Regions from separate parts of the Homo sapiens genome. Here region 1 is linked to region 2. A link is an interaction called in ENCODE POLR2A ChIA-PET data of the cell type or tissue named here. Cell type or tissue: Panc1. All regions are shown on one strand. Links, peaks and the distances in the headings refer to the core of each region. The heading gives the core; the rest is flanking DNA.

Evidence for each region. Peaks named below come from ENCODE experiments on the same cell type or tissue, not always from the same donor. Only the 100,000 strongest peaks of a DNase experiment are listed, where the experiment ranks them.
Region 1: POLR2A ChIA-PET joins it to region 2 with 6 read pairs; 2 of 35 experiments call an interaction of 5 or more read pairs at or near these places.

The regions. Positions count from the first base shown.
Region 1 is chr1:38,098,729-38,104,101 of GRCh38, reverse strand. It overlaps MIR3659HG (MIR3659 host gene), which reads right to left. Exons shown (of 5, transcript NR_168386.1): 2 at 1,606-1,685; 3 at 441-556. Among named protein-coding and RNA genes, the nearest start is that of MIR3659, 12 kb to the right of the region's middle. In Panc1, for the core only: no CTCF peak of the experiment used is centred there; no DNase peak of the experiment used is centred there.
Region 2 is chr1:37,929,313-37,934,685 of GRCh38, reverse strand. INPP5B (inositol polyphosphate-5-phosphatase B) reads left to right here. Exons shown (of 24, transcript NM_005540.3): 7 at 2,633-2,773. LOC105378651 (a long non-coding RNA gene) reads right to left here and starts at 2,636. Exons shown (of 5, transcript XR_001737983.3): 1 at 2,414-2,636; 2 at 1-45. RefSeq lists a silencer at 2,968-3,197 and an enhancer at 3,492-3,991. In Panc1, for the core only: no CTCF peak of the experiment used is centred there; DNase peaks (open chromatin) are centred at 1,655 and 2,825; H3K4me3 peaks cover 1,891 bases; H3K27ac peaks cover 1,191 bases.

The sequences.
Region 1 (5,373 bases), core at 243-5,242, 170 kb before region 2:
GATCCTGTAATCCAACTCTACCATTTTACAGACAGAAAATTGGACACCCAAAGAGGGAAGAGGACTAGCCCAAGATCACACAGCAACTCAATGGCAGAGCCAGGACAAGAACTGGGCACCTGCTTCCCAGCTCAGGGCTCTTTCTTTGCACTACATCTTCCAACCTGATCCTCCTCTGCCAACATGGATATTCTCACCACAACCATCACTACCCGACTCAGACTTACCTCCTCTCACCAGAGCCATACTCACACCTTGCCTGCCTTGGCCCAGGATGTTGCCAGGCTGTTCCCTCAACTCCACTCAACTTCCAGGGTCCTCTACCTCCAAGAAGCCTACCTTCATTATCAGGCCAAAACCCTCCACACCCACTCTTACATACCCTTCCCCAAACCAGCCATGTTTGTCGGAGCCCAGCAACTAGGGCTTGGTTCACTCACATGCGGTAGGTGTCTTGTTCAGTTTCACCAGGCAGGATGTCCACTCCTTAAGGCTGGCTGGTATCTCTTCATCTTCTTTCTTCTCCTCCCTTTACATCCCCCAGCTCGATACACAACTGCTCAGGGTAGCAAAGTATAGCCAAAAACAGCATCAGAGGTCAGACAGATGGAGGTTCAAATCCCAGCTCTGTATGCCCTGCAGGGTTGACCTTAAGTCATCTGAGCCTCAACCTTCCTTATCTGTAAAATAGCTCCTACCACCCAGGGTTGCCATAAGGACTGAATGAGCTCACCCATATTACAGGCGTAGCACTTGGTGGGCCCTTAATAAACGAGAGCTCCCTTCTCCACTGCCTTTCTCACTGAAGCCCAGGACACTTGGAGAAATTGACTCCTCTGGGCTGGGAGAGGGGCAGCCTCATGAATACTTTCTCTCACTCTCATCCTCAACAGGCTACGAGCAGCCTGCATACAGACACATGGGGCATTTCCAACCCCCTTCCCCACCCCCAACAATCTGCTTTAACCTTCCCATCACAAATGCCTTGTTTATTTCAATATCACCCGTTTTACTTTTCCGTTCACGCAAAAAAAAAAAAATTACAAAAACAGATTTAAGGGGAAAAAAAGTATTTAATGAGTAAAACTGTCTGTAGCTCTGTTTCTTTCTCAGGAAAAAGTGGCTGTGATTCTGGCATAAGAGAGGGAAGCTCAACAGCTTCACTTCATTGCAGCTGCCAGGAGAAGCACATTTCAGAGTGGAACAGAATCTCCAAATTAAACAGCGCGTCTTCCAGCCAGGAGCTTCCTGTGCCGAATTCAGCTTGGCAGGTGACATCCCAGCTTAAGCAGAGATCCAGCCCCAATGTGAGCAGCTGCAAGGCTCCCTCCTGTTGCCCCTCCTCCAGCATAGGAGAACCAGCCTGGCCAGGCCCTGGCAAGCCACTGACCACCAGAAAAAGGGCTCTAAGAAGGGAAGGAGACAGCTGGAAAAGGAATGGATACACCTGGCCAGTAGGAACTAGGGAACCAGGAGCTCTCCCCGTTCCAGAACATTCAGAGACCAGCACTTTCTTCTCCCTTGACTTAGGGTAATTGGGCATAAAGAACAAATCCAAGACAGACCTCAAACAAAAACCCAGAGAATATGCAGTGTCTTTCCCACCTTCAAAGGTGTCATTTTGGAGGCTGCTCTGGATGGAATCCAAGGGTCAAACTCCAGAAGGACTCTGCCTCCCCTAATAACTTGAAAAGAAAGGGAGAGAACTGGAAAAACAGAAAATAGCACATGACCTTCAAATACCTGCAGTACAAACTGCCCCAGGGCAGAGAGTAAACTGAGGCTAGAGAGAGGCCCCCCTCCCTTGTCCCAAACACCATACTTCTATTAATGTAGCCTACTGACTCATGCTGAACTTACTGGCACTTGAGCTTCTAAATCTTTCTCATGAGCTGCCCATCCCTTCTACAATTTTTCCTGTAGTCAAGATGGGCCTCAGCCTTTTTCCCTGTGATATTTCCTCAGCTAAATTCACCTTGCCACGCCAGTCTGTCGAGATCTTTCTAAATCCTGATTCTGCTGAGGTTTTCTCTGTCCCTTGGAGCTTTCTACCACTCCACCTTTTATAAGTCTGTATCCTCCATGTCTTCTTATAGGTCCTTGGCATAGACTGATCAAAGCAGGGTGGACAGCCCCATGGCAGTGTCTAGAGGCCTTCTGTAGACTGACCTGGTTACACTTACGTGAACATTTCATGGCTGTTGTTTGGCCCAATGGGAGCCCTCTTTGCGCCCTCTCAGACATCCTTCATGTCCTCAAAAGTCACGAGAGACTCTACCCAACATCTTAGGAGACAGTGTGATATGGCAGAAAGGGTCAGACAGACCCAGGTTTGAATCCCAGCTCCACCCACCTTGGGCAAGTCACTTCCCGGAGACTCAGTTTCTCATCAGTAAAATGGAGATTGTCACGTCTTGTTTAATCCACAAGCTTGTGAGGATTAAATAAAACCATGCGTGTGAAGTATCCAGCACACAGTTGGTGCTCAATAAATCACAGATTCCTCTCCACCCATGCTGGCTCGTTTTCTTTACCCACGAGTCATTAAGCTGTCAAGAACCTAAGAGCTGTGCCCGGTCTTGGTGAACCCATGTTGGCTTCAGGGATCACTGCCTTCTTTTGTATGTCACAGATCTCACCATCCATATTAGACCCTCATACTAATTTGAGATCGGCCAAAACCCTGGATCTTTTTTTGTCTGAATTCCTGTCAAGACAGTCCTTCCTTCCTGGACCTGTACAGCTTTTTAAATAACAAGAATAACAGTAGTAATGACAGCTTGATCCTTCCAATCTCACTATGAAATTTTTTTTAAAGTATCTGCATTGTGCCTGTCAGGAAACTGAGGTTCAGAGAGGTTACATAACCCTCCCAAGGTCACACAGCTGGAGATTGTGAAAGCTGAGTGCAGCTGTCTGACCCTGACCACCACACTCACGCATTAGAGAATATTTCCTAAATGCTGGCCTAAGGGGGCATATTGTCTCTGGCCTTGCTGCATGTGTCTTTCAGCCTCAGCCCAAAGTTTCACTTGGTTGAGTGCCTTCTAGGTCCTGACACTGTCATCCACAGGGTGGCCTCCCCTCACCCCACCTCCCAGCCGCTCTGTGCCCACCACCTTCATATTAAATGGGACTGGACTGAGGCACAGACCCCACCACTCCCTGAAGACTGAAACAGTGGGCTTTTCATGTTGGCCCCCAAGCCCACATCACACCATAAACTCTTTGATGCCTGGGCCCCCGATGCCCCCACAGCCCAAGCATAGGGCCAGCTTGGACCCTCTTTCCCAACCCCTCATCAGGGCTTAGCCACCTGCCACCAAACCCTGATGCCTCTGAACTGACCACTGCCTCCTGAATCCCTGGTGCCAGGATTACCCCCTGTCCAAGTGGCACCCCAAGGCCCCTCTTCCCAGACTGTCCAGGTGCTGAGGCCAGCTGCTGCTCATGTGGCTGTCCTCCAGCACTGACTACAGCCTTTGCCCTTCTCCTGATGCCTCCCAGCCCAGGGCTCAGACTGTGCTATAGGGTGAGGGAATTCCCTAAGCATGAGGCCCAGATGTGCCCACAGGCAAAGGAAGGGGTGGACCCAGGAGGCTGCCAGGGACAGGGCTCAGGCCTGTGGCCACCAGGTTTGCAGCCCACCAAGGAAAAGATTCCTAGACATTCCTAGGGAAGCCATTCATGGGTCTGTTTGCAAATCTTTGACAATACCCAAGCAGGATGCCCCAAACCTGAAAGCTCTATCAGAGACTTGCCCTCGGGCCTCAAAGTACACAGTTACCCACATCATCAAACACAGTCACCCACATCATTAAAAATGCAGTCCTGACTGGGCATGGTGGCTCACGCCTGTAATCCCAGCACTTTGGGAGGCCAAGGTGGGTGGATCACTTGAGCTCATCAGGAGCTCAGGACCAGACTGGGCAACATGGCGAAGCCCCATCTCTACCAAAAAATACAAAAAAAAGCCAGGTGTGGTGACTCACGCTTATAATTCCAGCTAATAGGGAGATTGGGGTGGGAGAATGACTTGAGCCCAGGGAGGTGGAGGTTGCAGTGAGCAGAAATTGCACCATTGCACTCCAGCCTGGGTGACAGAGTGAGACCCCATCTCAAAAAAAAAAAAAAAAAAAAAAAATGCAGTCCTTGACTATCACACACCCACACACACTTTATAAACACATTCACAGAAAACACTTCAAAAGCCCACTCATGCCCGCATGACACACAGAAGCCCATCCATCCACTCAGTAAATATCAATTAAGCACCTGCCAGCTGCCAGGCACTGTTCCAGGCACCCGAAAGACATCAGTGGACAAACTGAACAAAGGTTCCACTCTTTGTGAGGGCTTTCATTCTAACAGGGATACTAACAATTTTAAAAACTTAGGATAGTACATAATAAATAAACAAAGCTAGACATGGTGGCTCACGCCTGTAATCCCAGCACTTTGGGAGGCTAAGGCAGGTGGATCAACTGAGGTCAGGAGTTCAAGACCAGCCTGGCCAACATGGTAAACCCTGTCCCTACTAAAATAGAAAAATTAGCTGGGCTTGGTGGTGTGCATCTGTAATCCCAGCTACTCGGGAGGCTGAGGCAGGAGAATTGCTTGAACCCAGGTGGCGGAGGTTGCAGTGAGCTGAGATCGCACCACTGCACTCCAGGCCAGGTGACAGAGTGCAACTCCCACTCAGAAAATAAAAATAAAAAGTAAACAACAATTAGTAAATCACTTGGTATACTGGAAGGTAATTTAAAAAAGAAAAATGAGAACAACATAAGAAGAACTAGAGAGCTGTGGGGAGGGGAGGGCAGAAATTTTTTTTTTTTGAGACGGAGTCTCGCTCTGTTGCCCAGGCTGGAGTGCAGTGGCACGATCTCTGCTCACTGCAAGCTCTGCCTCCCGGGTTCACGCCATTCTCCTGCCTCAGCCTCCTGAATAGCTGGGACTACAGGCGCCCACCAACACACCCGGCTAATTTTGTTTTTGTATTTTTAGTAGAGACGGGGTTTCACCGTGTTAGCCAGGATGGTCTCAATCTCCTGACCTCATGATCCGCTGGGGCAGGCAGAAATTTTAAGTGGAGGTCAACACTAATTAAGAGTGACACTTAAGGGAACTCTTGAAGGAGATGATTAAGTTATTCATTCATTCATTCAGTGAATGTTCTTGGACATCAGCTACACCATCATGTGCCAGGGACTGTTGTAATAGTGGGGATACAGCCATGAACAAAACAGGTAAAACTCCTACCCTCATGGGGTTTGCATTCTAGCTTTCAGGAGAGAAACCATAAACAAAGAAGTAACTACTAATACCCAGTGTGTCCAATGGTGATCAATGTTACGGAGAAGATGAAAGCAG
Region 2 (5,373 bases), core at 235-5,234:
CTTCTCTGAGTGCTTGTCATGATGGGGATTTCCTCAGGGAGGGACCTGGGTTAGAAGGGACTCTCAGTATTGACAGACTCTTAGATATCCACCAGCCCAACTCTTTCATTTTACTAGAGGCACTAGAGGCAAAAGGAACTAGGTTTTTTCCACCCAGTCCTTGATGGATAATGTTGTACAGCACAAAAGGCCAGAGAGTGGAAGTGTCTTGGCTAAGAATCTACTATTAGAGAAACATCAGCTAACAAGAGATCACAGTTAGCTAACATTAATTGAGCACCTACTGTGTGCCAGACATTTTTCTAGATACCGAGACAATGCACAACAACTGTATTTCTCCGTTTGGTCTTCTGAACAATACTAAGAAGTAGATATCCTGTTTTACAGACGAGTAAATTGACACAGAGGAGGCAAGCAACTTACCCAAGATCAATCATCAATTGAAGTAATAGGGGCCGGATGGGGTGGCTCACACCTGTAATCCCAGCACTTTTGAGAGGTTGAGGTGGGCGGATCATGAGGTCAGGAGTTCGAGACCAGACTGACCAATATGGTGAAACCTCGCCTCTACTAAAAATACAAAAATTAGCCAGGCGTGGTGCCGTGTGCCTGTAATCCCAGCTACTCAGGAGTCTGAGGCAGGAGAATCATTTGAACCCGGGAGGCGGAGGTTGCAGTAAGCAGAGATCACGTTACTGCATTCCAGCCTGGGCGACAGAGCAAGAGTTTGTCCCAAAATAAATAAATAAATAAATAAATAAATAAATAAATAAATAAATAAATAAAATAAAAATTGAAGTAATGGGACCAGGTTTGAAACTTCAGTTTCTGATGCCAAAGCCCTCGGAGTTCAGAGATTTCAGTGCAGATCCCAGGTCTGTCACTTCCTAAATGTGAATGTGAACACTACATTTTATTTTATCTATTATTTATTTATTTATTTATTTATTTATTTATTTATTTATTGAGACAGAGTCTAGCTCTGTCACCCAGGCTGGGGTGTGGTGGTGCAATCTTGGCTCACTGCAACCTCCACCTCCCAGGTTCAGGTTATTCTCCTGCCTCAGCCTCCCGAGTAGCTGGGATTACAGGTGCCCGCCACCACACCCGGCTAATTTTTGTATTTTCTTTTTTTCTTGAGACAGAGTCTCACTCTTTCACCCAGGTTGGAGTGCTGTGGTGCGATCTCAGCTCACTGAAACCTCTACCTCCCAGGTTAGAGGGATTCTCCTGCCTCAGCCTCCCGAGTAGCTGGGACTACAGGCGCATGCCACCATGGCCAGCTAATTTTTTGTATTTTTTGTGGAGACAGGGTTTCACCATGTTAGCCAGGATGGTCTGGATCTCCTGACCTCGTGATCTGCCCGCCTCAGCCTCCCAAAGTGCTGGGATTACAGGCATGCGCCTGGCCCTACTATATATTTTATTTTTTCAGACCTTGGCTTTTTTATTTATACAATGGAAATATAAACTTGCCTTCTTCAATAAGCCAAGTTTTTTGAGGATCAGACGAGGCCAAGTATGGGTTAATAGTATGTAAATGCTGAAGACAACTTAAAAGCTGTGTCTGGCAGTGCCATAGTCAGGACTGGAACTCAAGTCTTCTCATATATCATGTCCTTGCACATCCTATTCAGTTCGGTCGGGTTCATGCAGCTCTACAGACAGAGCAGGTGGGATAGCAGGAGGGTTAAGAGCAACTGTTCCAGAGTCAGATAGTTTGAGTCAGAGGGTTTGAGTCAGAGACAGAGGTGACTCAAGAATTTCTAAGAGGGAGAGTGGCAGTCTGGTTAAGGGAGAAACAGAGGACTTGTCTTGATATATTTCATAGTAAACACACTGCTTACTTACGGCGTGTGTTTCTCTGGAGTGGGCTGCCAACTGCTGCTGGAGGTTATGGGTGGTGAAATCCTCCAACCCTCTGGCATCGGTTTGAATCCTCCACTCTGCTAGTCACTCTGCGACCTCAGACTTAACCTCTCTGAACTTGGTTGCCTTGTATATAAAATGGGGATAATAGGCCGGGGGTGGTGGCTCACGCCTGTAATCCCAACACTTTGGGAGGCCGAGGCAGGTGGATCATGAGGTCAGGAGATCAAGACCATCCTGGCTAATACGGTGAAACCCCGTCTCTACTAAAATACAAAAAATTAGCCAGGCATGGTGACACGTGCCTGTAGTCCCAGCTACTCGGGAGGCTGAGGCAGGAGAATCGCTTGAATCCGGGAGGCAGAGGTTGCAGTGAGCGGAGATCGCTCCACTGCACTCCAGCTTAGGCGACAGAGCGAGACTCCGTCTCAAAAAAAAAAAAAAAAAAAAAAAGAAAAGAAAAGAAAATTGGGATAATAGTTTCCTCCCTCATAAAAGGTGTGTTACGAGGAGTAGGAAGATAATATTTATACGAGGCACAGACCTTGGCACATAGTTACCGTGAGGTTCAAGGAATGGCGGTGGTCTCTGCCTTGGAATAGTACTTTTGTGTTCACAATTATTCTTGCATTTGAACCTCAGTGCGCACAGAACCCTTCTGTGCGCGGGAGAAACAGGGCCGGAGTCTCTTGGGATAATACAATCATGCAGAGCCGGCTCTTCAAGCTCGTGGCTCAGTCTGCCCCCATTTGTTCCTGCACAGGCTTCGATTCTGCGACCCGGGATCCTGAATTCCTGTGGCTGTCTCGGTATAGGTGCGCAGAGCTGGAGCTGGAGATGCCAACGCCGCGCGGTTGTAACTCGGCCCTAGTTACCTGGCCAGGGTACGCGACAATTGGCGGAGGCAGGTATCCGTCCCGGAAGAAACGGTGGGGATTGGAGGAGGCCCGGCCACAGGGGGCGGGCTCCGTTCTGTTTTGGGGCGGAGCGATGGAGAAGACAGGCTTTCGATTGATGGAGCGGGCACACGGGGGCGGGTTCGTCTGGGGGCGGAGCGCGCGGGACGGGCGGCGGGATGAGGAGCTTGAGGAAGCAGGCAGGGAAATGTCTGCCGCCGCCGGCTCTCGGGAGCGCAACACTGCAGGTTCGGCGGGCGGCGGGAAGCTGGGCTGGGGAGCTGGGCCGGGGGCGGCGGTGCGCCCGGCCCTCGGGTGGGCAGGGTCGGCGGTTTGGCCAGTGGACGCTCGGGGCGAAGACCAAAGTCCTGGTGGCCCTCTGGAGGCTGGGACACTGGGGCAGAAGTTCTGTGATGTTCTTCTTAGGCGTGCGTGACGAGGGTAGGCGGGTGGGAATGGGGTACTTGGGAATCCGGAGGCTGGGGTTTTAGTAAAGCTCCGTTCCGAACTCGCTGTGTGACCTCGGGCCACTCGCTGCCCCTCTCTGGGCCTGTTGCTCCATCTGAGCTTGCTCTTCAATCCTGATCTTCCGAGTTTGTCGCGTGGGGCGGGTGGGGGAGTGGTGCCCTGCCTACGATAGAGTCTTCCTTTGGGTGAGGTATGGTATGTGTTGGGGCTCTGTCAGTTCTCAGCCCCTGTGATGATAGCGCAGTGTACAGGGCTGGAGTCTTGGGGAGCCCTGTCTACTCTGGGACTAGAGGCCAGGATGAAGTTACAGGTTATAAAAGGACTAGGTTTTTTCCCACCCAGCAGTTGGTGGATAATGGGGAGCACAGAAGGCCAGTTGCTGAGCAGGAGCTTGTCGTTTGGAGATGGGAGGCTCAGGGCTGAAATTTGGGTGAGTCCGTGCTCTGGGAGGACCTGCAGACCTGTCTTTTTTTGTCCAGCTCCAGGGTTTTCTGCAAGGGCCCCTGGTGCTTTTTTCCCCTGGGTGTGTCCGTGAGGCTCCATTTATGTGTGAGCTTTGGCATGACCCCTAGTACCTATTTGTGACAGTCATTTGCCAGCAATGAAGAGCCTGTCAAGTAGCTGTGTAAAGTGTGGGCCAGCCCTCCACTTGCTCTTACAAGGCTTGGAAACTATGAGGGGCAGGGAGGAGTGGCATGTTGCACAAGAGTTTGTAAACTGAGAGGAAACGAGGTGAGCAGAGGACTTCCTCGGTGCTTGTTTCTCCTTCATTGCAGCCATCACAAGGTGCGATCGAAGCGCCTGATGGTGCTGATAGTTTGCATCTTCCTTGGGCTTATCTCAGAGTTCACTATCACTAGAGTTTCCATGACATTCTGGGCTATGGTGCTGGGACGGGTGAGAGTTTAAGAGCACCTCATCTCCTTGCCCCTTCACAAGAGACTGCCAGAATCCAGACAATTGGCGGAGGACAAGGCCAATGGCAGCAGAAAGAGGTGGGTGCTGTGTTCTCAGCCAGTACACCAGAGCCAGGCCATGCAGGCACTTCATTCCCTTAGTCTTCTATGACAAGTCAGGCCAGCTAGCTCTGAAGCCAGTTAGCTGCCCCGACTGAGAAATGTGCAGGGATCTCAATCTTTCATTTCCTTTCAAAAAACAGAGACTAGCCATATGCTGGTGAGGAATTATTGTTACGGTTTCGGTTTTATTTTTATTTTAAAATAATTTGAAAGCTGAACATGGTGGCGCGTACCTGTAGTCCCAGCCACTTGAGAGGCTGAGGTGGAAGGCTTGAGCCCAGGAGTTTGAGGGTGATGTGCACTATGATTGATCCTGTGAATTAGTTGCTGCACTCCAGCCTAGGCAACATAGTGAGACTGTCTCTAAAATAAATAAATAAATAGTTTTAAAAATTTTGTCAGCCAGGCGTGGTGACTCATGCCTGTAATCCCAGCACTGTGGGAAGCTGAGGCGGGCGGATCACCTGAGGTCAGGAGTTCGAGACCAGCCTGGCCAACATGGCGAAACTCCGTCACTACTAAAAATACAAAAATTAGATGGGCGTGGTGGCAGGTGCCTGTAATCCCATGTACTCTGGAGGCTGAGGTAGGAGAATTGCTTGAACCCAGGAGGCAGAGGTTGCAGTGAGCCGAGATCGTGCCATTGCATTCCAGCCTGGGAGACGGAGCAAGACTCCATCTCGAAAAAAAAAAAAATTTTTCTCTTAAAATACCTACAGTAAGTGGGGTGACACTATTAATTGCTAAGTTGCTCCTGCTAAAATTGGTAAGAAATGGTATCAAGCCCCTCAGTTCTATTTGGGTCATCTGTTTCCAGAGTTATTATGGCCTCAGAGGAGAGTTACATCTTCTATAACAGGTAGGAAGAACCCTTTGGGCTGCCTTTGGATGTCGATACAGGCCCCAAGGGAAACAGAGTAGTAGATTGTTTTTTCCTATATGCATATGATCAAAATACCCACTTTTTGATAGCCTAGAGAACCCAAAGCAAACAGTTGCTTAAAAATGCTGTTTCTGGCTGGGCACGATGACTCATGCCTTTAATCCCAACACTTTGGAAGGCTGAGGCGGGCGGATCATGAGGTCAGGAGTTCGAGACCAGCCTGGCCAACATGGCGAAA